2 separate regions of the Homo sapiens genome follow, and region 1 is linked to region 2. A link is a loop called in an ENCODE intact Hi-C map of the cell type or tissue named here. Cell type or tissue: heart left ventricle. All regions are shown on one strand.

Evidence for each region. Hi-C counts contacts between places; a loop is a spot of excess contacts. Peaks named below come from ENCODE experiments on the same cell type or tissue, not always from the same donor. Only the 100,000 strongest peaks of a DNase experiment are listed, where the experiment ranks them.
Region 1: a loop joins it to region 2, with 1.9 times the contacts of the local background. A loop is called at or near these places in 20 of 110 quality-filtered maps.

Annotation. Positions count from the first base shown.
Region 1 is chr2:227,463,653-227,468,652 of GRCh38, forward strand. No RefSeq gene overlaps it. Among named protein-coding and RNA genes, the nearest start is that of MIR5703, 6.0 kb to the right of the region's middle. RefSeq lists an enhancer at 1-38. In heart left ventricle, no CTCF peak of the experiment used is centred here; a DNase peak (open chromatin) is centred at 2,759.
Region 2 is chr2:227,655,564-227,660,563 of GRCh38, forward strand. No RefSeq gene overlaps it. Among named protein-coding and RNA genes, the nearest start is that of SCYGR5, 8.7 kb to the right of the region's middle. In heart left ventricle, a CTCF peak has its summit at 2,880 (motif pointing right); no DNase peak of the experiment used is centred here.

The DNA of each region.
Region 1 (5,000 bases), 190 kb before region 2:
TCTTCGCACTGCAGAGGCAGGGACCTTTTCTCTCCCGCTTGGCTTCTGAAGATTATGATTCAAGTCCTCTACAGGCGACTAGGGCAGCCCAGGAATCCTGATTCTGGCACGAACTGACCAAGGGAGGGAGGCTGCTTGGTTGCAGAGCCTCCATGCACAGAAGTCCACTTACCTGTGACTTCTGATATGTGCAACCCCGAGAATTTCCCCTGCTTCGCCTACTCTGGGCCTCCCCTAACCACCCAGTAGCATCCTCTCCTTTCACATGCTATTACCTTACCCTGCTTCATTTTCCTTTAGAGCACTTAGCATCACCTGGTCCATTATATTAATTTGTTTGTCTGTTCTCCCTCCCAACGGAACATAAACCCCAGGAAAGTAGATGTTGTCTTGTTCATTGCTGAATCCCCAGTGTCTGGCACAGTGCCTGGTAAAGAGTAGATACTCAGTAAATATTCACTGAATGAATGAAGAAAGGCAGGCTGAAAGCTACTTCTGGTTTCCCTCTAAAATAAAAAAAAAATGTCTTTCTGATAAATGGATAACTAAAGTCAGGTTGCAATGGTTTTGGGCTTTTAGAATGGCCTGAGTTTGGATCAGTCAATCAACTGATGCAATTTATGAGCGATCTTTTATAGCCCAGCAAAGTAGAGACACAGAAGGATATGACCTGGTCCCTGCTCTCTGAGTGCACAAAATTCAGCTCACAAATGACAGTGGAAAATGAACCGAGGTAAAAGAAAAAGTCTCCAACAACACGGACAGCTGGAGGGCAGGTCTGCAGTTTCTCTGTTTTTCCTGGCATCTCTAAGGAAAGAGAAGCCAGGTATCCACCTGTCAGTGCCACAGCCACTGGTGGTAAGGGATGTGTGCCATTCAGGTGTCTAGCTTCTACATCCCTGGTGCTCTCTGTAGAGTATGCCCAGAAACCACACTGGTATTTCCAGGAAGTATACACCAAGTGCTGTTCTCTGTAGGTTTTGCCCCTTCTTTCTTTTCTATCATGCTACTTCTTACAAATTAAAAAGCAAGTCAGGAAGCAATGTTAAAAATAATCAAACCACAGCTAAAGGAAGGTACCTTCAAAAGAAGAAACGGGGGAAAAAAATTGAGTCGACTATTATTCCACAGTGCTTTATACTTGAGGCCCTGTGATTATTCACTCTGTGAAACCCAGTGGAACCTGGGGGAGTTAATGGGGCCAATGTTACTTTTCTTTTGCATTACTTATGTGGGCTGTAAAAATGAGCTTTGGCTCCATGGCCAAAAGCGGAAAATGTCACACCATGGGGAGCGAAGAATGTGAATCAAAATGCAAAACCTACAGCTCCAGTTTTCCTACATTGTAAATGCTTATTGCTATCAGGTAACTCCTCTCCGTAATCCAAAGCAGCTCCGGGCACCGCAGGGGCAGGGGAAGGGAAGATCTGAAGACTCTAAGTATGGACAGTATTGAGGCCAGACACAGTTGCTCACACCTGTAATAGCAGCACTTTGGGAAGCCAAGGCAACAAGATCGCTTGAGGCCAGGAGTTCGAGATCAGCCTGGGCAACACAGCAAGACCCTGGTCTCTACAAAAAATATTAAAAACAATAATTAGAAGGGCATGTTGGTGCATGCCTGTAGTCCTAGCTACTCTGGAGGATCACTTGAGCTCAGAAGTCGAAGGCTGCAGTGAGCCATGATTAGGCTGCTGCACTGTATTCCTGGGTGACACAGCAAGATCTTGTCTCAAAAAAAAAAAAAAAAAAAAAGAATGAACAATATTGAGGGTCCCCAGCCACCCAGAGCTACCTGACTGAAACTGAGTGTTTAAGAGAGGATTTAGGGGCTTCTGAGAGAGGCTCTGTGCTCTAAGACTTGGGGCTAGGGAAAGCCGATCAGCAACGTGGGGGCTTGGGGAAGAAGGTAGCTTGCTTTGTGACCAGTTCAATTTTTTTGAGGGTCCCAGAATATTAAAACATGAAGAGATGTCAAAACAGGGCCTCCCCAAACTGTGGCATATTCTAAAATAATTAAACTTAACCAATATATTGTTTAATATTAAACTAATATTAAACAATATACAAGTAAACAAAGAAAACACGGTAATTGCACTATTCACAATGTAGGTCCAAGACTTACTAAAAATATGAGTGCAATGCAGGTGGCAAGAATGGCATGGGACATGACTGGCAACATCTTTTTTCTATTCTGTCAATGGATCTTTCTGACACTGCAGTAACTCAGAGATATTGTCAAAAGTCTAAACCTAAGTCAGGCGCGGCAGCTCATGCCTGTAATCCCAGCACTTTGGGAGGCTGAGGTGACAGGATCACTGGAGGTCAGGAGTTTGAGACCAGCCTGGCCAACATGGCAAAAACCTGTCTCTACTAAAAAAAAGAAAACAAAAAAACATGCACACACACACAAATTAGCCAGGCATGGTGGCTCATACCTGTAATCCCAGCTACTTGGGAGGCTGAGGCAGGAGAATCGCTTGAACCCAAGAGGTGGAGGTTGCAGCAAGCCAAGATGGTGCCACTGCACTCCAGCCTGGGCAATAGAGCAAGACTCTGTCACAAAAAAAAAAAAAAAAAAGAAAAGTCTTAATTGAGGTCCTTTATGAATGGAAAGCCCTCCAGGGACAAAGCCACCACTGGCCATTCCATGATGTTGGTTATTGCTAGTCCTGCTTTGCTCTCAAGCAAACAGGAGGCCTCCTCTTGGGGCCTTGCCTGCAGGCATGGAGGGTGGAGCAGTCTAAGATGACCTGGCAGCTTGCTGCTGGCTCCCTGGCTCCCTGGGGCCTCTCCAAACACCAGGGTTTGTCGGGGATATAGTCTCTGACTCACCACTAGTGATAAGACAGGCCAAGAACCTTTAAGCAAGTCAGACAGCATTCAGGGAGGTTTTAGATTCTTACCACTGGAAGTCTGATTTCAGAATTTGCAAGTTCCTTAACAAAACCGTTGTAGCTTTGACAGAACTGTAGTCATTCTGGGAGCCAAAACAGCAGAGACAACAATACACAGAATGCTGAACCTGCTGCATCAAAGTGAGGAAAGCTTTATCTCTGCCTCCTCATTGCTGCATCTATTTATTCATCCAACCAATATTTACTGAGCCCTTTCTAAGTGCCAAGTCTCACAGTGAGTGCTGGAGAAAGAGTAGTGGACAAACACAGACTTGGTCCCTTCCCGGAGGAGGCCTGCAGTGTATGGGGCTGGGGGGAAGGAAGAGGGGCCCTAACTGAAAATCACAAAGCAATGTAAGTAGCCACAGCAGCAAATGCTATAAAGGAGAGGCCCATGGGGCTATGAGTACATATAATGAGGTCTGACATGTTTAGGCATGTCAGGAAAGGATCTCTGAAAAACAGATATTAAGCTGGATCTGTTATGGTTGAGAAGGGAAAGTGGAGATGGAAGACCATTTTTACCAACAAAAATAGTGTGTGCAAAGGCCCTGTGGTGGGAGCCAGGAGAATGTAAAGAACTGAGAGGAAGTAGGGCTGGAGCAGAGTGGTGGGGACTTAGAATGGTGCCCAAGGCACTGGGGCACGGGGCAGAGGCCAGGGGGCGGCGGAGGGCAGGTGGGCGCTGCTGGGGGATGCTGGGCTAGGCTGGGAGAGACCTAGGGTGAGCAGGAAGGAGGCTGCCTGTGCAGGGCGTCTGAGCCTCTGAGGTTTTCTTTCATCCTAAGAGCAATGCAAAAGCTTAAGTAGGGGGAGGGAACTGGGGACATCTGAATCACATTTGGATTTTGAAGAGATTACTCTGGCTGCAGTGTTAACATCTCTAAAGGTAATTTCTGCTTTGCAAGTCCAATAAGCAGGATCAGTCTTCAGTCACTGGAAGCAGAAGCTGGTGCCTTGGCAGCCAGATCTGGGTTTGAATCCTGGCTTCATGCCTCACTTCTGGCATGGCCTTGGGCAGGCCAGCCTTTCAGAGCCTTAGTTTCCTCATATATAAAACAGCGGTAATAATACCTCTTTCTGCGTTGTTATGAAAGTTACGGAAATTAAAGTAAATAAGTAGTCTTGCTTGATACACAGCAAACTCTCCTTGGGATATTTTAAAGTAGAAACCAACTTTGATACTATGTATGGCATGAAACAGCTAACATCCAAAAGGGTTGTATAAACTTTCAGCTTGAGGAAAACATTCGCCTTCCTACAGGTCTATAGTTTGGAAATACTGCACCTACATTTGTCTCTCTCTCTCTCTTTTTTTTTTTTGAGACAGGGTCTCGCTCTGTCACTCAGCCTGCAGTGCGGTAGCACTCGCTCTGTCACTCAGCCTGCAGTGCGGTAGCACGACCATGGCTCACAGCAGCCTCAACCTGCTGGGCTCAGGCAATCCTCTGGCTTTAGCCACCTGAGTAGCTGGAACTATAGGCACATGCCACCACACTCAGCTAATCAATTTTTTTTTTCTTTTTGTAGAGACAAGGTCTTACTATGTTGCCCAGGCTGGTCTTAAACTCCTGGGCTTAAGCAATCCTCCTGCCTTGGCCTCCCAAAGTGCTGGGATTACAGGCATGAGCCACTGTGCCCAGCCTTACTCCTGTCTCTTTAAAACAACTAAAACACAATAATCAACCAACCACTCATTCCACTGTTTGCATACATAAGGTGCTACAGCCATGCCTTCTGATTTTGGAATTTATCAGATGATAGACCATGGAGAGATGAGCAACCAGAGAACAAACAAATGACAAAGGAGCACTGCAAATATAGAAACAAATAAGCCACTGGCTGTGGCGTGAGGGCATTTGTTGGTTATGAATAAGAGACTGCTGGGTGTCATATTTAGCCAGCATGGGGCTGGTCAGTAAGCCTTCTGTTTGGATCAGTCAAGAATTCAACATTGCTTTCATCTCTTGAATGGCCCGGGGCCCTGTCAGAATATAACTCCAGGGCCAGTCTCAATGGCTCATGCCTATAATCCCAGCACTTTGGGAGGCTGAGGCTGGTGGATCACTTGAGGTCAAAAGTTGGAGACCAGCCTGGCCAACA
Region 2 (5,000 bases):
ATGTCTGTCCTATGCCTAGATATTGTATTGTGTAAGCAGATGACTCATTGTCTGACTTCACGGGTTCATGGATGAAGAAGAGTTTGCCCCAGGGTGATTCATACTCTGAGTCTCAGCCATCAGTGATGTAGATGACAACATTTGGGACTTTGAGTTCATGACCTTTAGATGAAATTTTGGACTTAGAGTTGATACTGGAATGGTTAAGACTTTTGGGAATATTTGGAAGGGGTGGATATATTTTGCATGTGGGAAAGATGAATTTTGGGGCAAAGGGGAAGACTATTATGGGTTGCTTGTGTCCCCCAGAAAGACACGTTGAAGTCCTAATCCCCAGCATCTCAGAATGTTAATTTATTTGAAAATAGGGTTGTTGTAGATGTAATTAGTTAGGTTATGATAAAGTCATGGTGGAGTAGGGTGTGTTCTTAATCCAATGACTTGGTGTCCTTATAAGAAAGGGAAAAGAGACACAGAGACAGACCTGACAGTGAGAAGACAGCCATGTGAAGACCAAGGCAGAGATTGGAATGATGGATCTACACGCCATGGAATACCGAGAATTGCTGGTAAACACCGGAAGCTGAAAGATGCAAGGAGGGGCTCTCCCCGATAGGTTTCAGAGGGTACATGGCCCTGTTGACATCTTGAATTCAGACTTCTAGCCTCCAAAACTGTGAGACAATAAACTCACGTTGTTTTAATCCAACCAGTATTTATGGTATGTCATTAAAACCACCCTAGGAAGCTGACACAGATTGTGCTACACCTAATTTGAATTTTTAATCATTTGCACAAAATGTGGGATTAAATCTTTAATTAAAATATTTCATTTAAATCTACTGTATTCTGATTTTCCATGTATCAATACTTTCACTTTTGTTAAATACAAATAGGACAGATGAATCTATATTTACATATGGAGTGAAATTTTCCAGTTTGTTTTTGTTATCTTTAGCTAGGTAATAAATGTTAGTTACACCCCGTGTGGTGGTTGTTTGAAAACTTAGATGTTCACATAAAGGACTACAGTGTTATTTATTTATTTATTTATTTATTTATTTATTTGTTTGTTTGTTTGTTTTGAGACAGAGTCTTGCTCTGTCGCCCAGGCTGGAGTGCAATGATGCGATCTCGCCTCACTGCAACCTCTGCCTCCCAGGTTCAAGCGATTCTCCTGTCTCAGCCTCCCAAGTAGCTGGAATTACAGGTGCATGCCACCACGCCTGGCTAATTTTTGTATTTTTAGTAGAGGCGGGGTTTCACTATGTTGACCAGGCTGGTCTCAAACTCCTGACCTCCCACCTCGGCCTCCCAGAGTGCTGGGATTACAGGCGTGAGCTACCGCGCCTGGCCTACAGTGTTATTTTTAAAAACTAGATACTATATGAAATGCAGACATGATAAAGGGGTGCTTAACCCTTTTAGGTGACCTGCCTTTTTAAGAAAATTGCAATTTTCATAAAAAAAGTATACATTTTAAAATAGTTTAGTCATTACTCATTTTGTAATTTATTTTATATTGATTTTCCCCTCTGAGATTCAAATGTTTGTAACCATTGCTGTCTTTTTTACAGGTCTCTCTTCTTTATCAAGTTATCATATTTGGGAACAAGTGTAACATGGTAGAAATGAAGATGTCTCTTGCGTGGGAGGCTGATGCTCCAAGGGAACCTTGGGCAGGATCCATGCTTTCTGTTAACACAGGCTTCATCTACCCTAAGTGCTCAGGCAGCGTTTGGAGAAGGAAGAAGGATGACTGGAAGGAAGAAAGTTACTTTTTTTTTTTTTTTTGCAGTTGTGGGGAAATTGCACTGATTCACGCATGTACTTTTCTCCAGTCTCCCCGGTCACGAACAGAGCGTAATTGCTGCACGTCTGGCCAGAACAAACACTTGAGCTGGAAATACCAAACTGTATATATGTTAAACACAGGCTAGTTTTACAGAATTTTCACCTCTACTTCTCAATACAAAACCTGTTTTTCACAACTAGCATTACCCCCACACGCAGAAATTTTTAAAGAAAAGATGACTAGGTCTATTCTAGAACCTTTTGTTATTCCTGGCAGTAGTACAATGAAATTGGGTCTAGTGGTATTTATTGTTGGGGTGGATGTAACTCCTATTGAATCTGAAAGCACAGCATCAAGTGAAAACTGCTGAACAAATGCTAAGCATAGAAACTCTTCTGTTTATGAACTTTTTGGTTTTCAATAGGCTGCCCTGAGTATGCTTTTTTGTTCTTAATTGAACACAACATGGTACAAAAAATTACTACCCCTGGCCGGGCGCAGTGGCTCACGCCTGTAATCCCAGCACTTTGGGAGACCGAGGCAGGCGGATTCCAAGGTCAGGACTTCGAGACCAGCCTGGCCAACATAGTGAAACCCCGTCTCTACTAAAAAATATAAAAATTAGCTGGGCATGGGGGTACATGCCTGTAGTCCCAGCTACTCAGGAGGCTGAGGCAGGAGAATCACTCGAACCCGGGAGGCGGAGGTTGCAGTGAGCCAATATCGTGCCACTGCACTCCAGCCTGGGTGACGGAGTGAGACTCTGTCTAAAAAAAAAAAAAAATTACCTGTGGGTGCTGGGCTGAGCCATGATTTTGTTCCTCATCTGGAGGGATTAAGGACTGCTTGGCTAAGCTCATCCCCAGTTATTGACTCAGTTGGACTTGTGGGGAAGGTGTGAAACCAAAATTTTTTATTTCTAACAAATTCCCAGGTGTTGCTGCTGCTGCTGCTGGTTGTGGACCTCACCTTGAGAACCACTGCGTAGCTCACAGCCGTCCTGGCCAGCTCTCAGGCTGAAAGTTTGAGAGAGATTTCTGTAGTCATTTTAGCTGTAATTCCCCCGAGGGTTACACTAGAGGGCAGTGTGATTACAGCTACTGCGATGGACAGCAGGTTGACTTCACACTGAATCCAGACCGAGGTTTTATATTTTGTTTCCAGATGTTTCATGTAGGCATTTGTAGGTAGAAAAGGTTCTGCTGCTAAAAAGAAGTTAAAAGTTTGCTCTCTCTCCTGTCTTTTTATTTTATTTACTTATTTTTTTGAGACGGAGTTTCGCTCTTTTTGCCCAGGCTGGAGCGTAATGGCACAATCTCGTCTCACTGCAACCTCTGCCTCCTGGGTTCAAGTGATTCTCTTGCCTCAGCCTACCAAGTAGCTGGGATTACAGGCATGCACCACCACTCCTGGTTAATTTCATATTTTTGGTAGAGATGGGGTTTCACCATGTTGGCCAGGCTGGTCTCGAACTCCTGACCTCAGGTGATCCGCCCGCCTCGGCCTCCCAAAATGCTGGGGTTACAGGCGTGAGCCACCACGCCCAGCCTTTTTATTTTAAACTCATATATATTTATTAGCTGGAGAGCTGAGGCTATTGAGGTGTACAATTTTATTTTCCATTATTCAGAGAATGTTAGAGATAAATTTGCTATTTGAGCTCACTTTTCTAAACGTGTTTTCAGTGACTCCTGTTTTGTTAGTAGTAGAAATAGGGTTTGAGACCAAATAAAGCTGGAAACACTGAGTTAAAGTTACACAGACTCCTTTATTAAAATATTCCTTAGAGCCTGTGTTTGTACATTGGAAACCACTGGGAGGAGGATGCGGAAGGCAGGACCGCTGTGGGAGTAATGCCTTCTGGGTATTTTGGACAGGAAACACCTGCCTGGTCCTGATTCTTCGTCTTTTCCATAAGGAATTAAAAACTGGAAGAGAAAAATGACTGCTATGTAGTGACAGGACCTGTCTCCGGACTGCAGTCCAGGGTACTTTCCGTAGGACCAAAATATTATTACCTGCAGTTCTATGTGCAATGACAATACCCGGGCCAGTCAAATGCACTCGGTCTTCGGGCCTCGGGTCTTCCTGTTCCACCTGTTAGGACGCTCTTGCTCCAGGCATCTGCAGCCTTGCCTCCTCACTGCGTGCAGAGTGCTTAAATAGCACCTTATTAAAGAGGACCTCCCAGACCACTCTCCAAAATGGGCCTCCTTGGGTCACTCTCTATTTTCGTACCTTGCTTTGTCACCACCTGTTATGTGCTTAATTATTTTTTTGTTTGCTTCTTCTCTCTAAAATAGAGCTAGAACCGAAGGGACTTTATCTATCTTAGTGTCTGCTATATCCCTAGTACTTTGTAGGTGCTCAGTGAACATATACTGGATGAATTAATATTTTCAAAGTATAGAACATAAGATTGGTTATTCTATCAGCCAGAGTTCTCCAGAGAAATGGAACCAACATATTGATATATAAGTATACATAACACATTATATATATATATAATGTTAAATATGTTAAAATGGTAAAAACTGGTATCTTTTATTAAATGGTTCTAACAGTACCCAGATAATGTGAACATTATATACATTTACAGAAAAATTTCCACTTGCACTTCTGGGTTTAAAAGTGCAATATCTGGCCAGGCGCGGTAGCTCACACCTGTAATCCTAGCAATTTGGGAGGTCGGGGCAGGCGGATCTTTTAAGCCCATGAGTTCAAGACCAGCTTGGGCAACACGGCAAGACCTCATCTCTACGAAAAAATACAAAAAGTAGCCGGGTGTTGTGGCGGGCGCCTGTGGTCCTAGCTACACGGCTAAGATTATACCTAGACCTACACTACACCTATGCTGAGGTGGGAGGATCACCTGAGCCTGGGAAGTTGAGGCTGCAGAGAGCCATGATTGTGCCATTGCACTCCAGCCTGGATGACAGAGTGACACCCTGTCTCAAAAAATAAGATAATAAAAGTGCAACATCTGACACTTTCTAGTAATTGTTTAAATATAATGATATTGTATACTCTGGTTTCTCTTCAAATTGTGTACATCTTTTGCCTTTTAAATGTAATGGTATTTTATTTTATTTTATTTTATTTTATTTTATTTTATTTTATTTTTTTGAGATGGAGTTTTGCTTTGTTGCCCAGGCTAGAGTGCAATGGCGCGATCTCGGCTTACTGAAACATCCGCCTCCCAGGT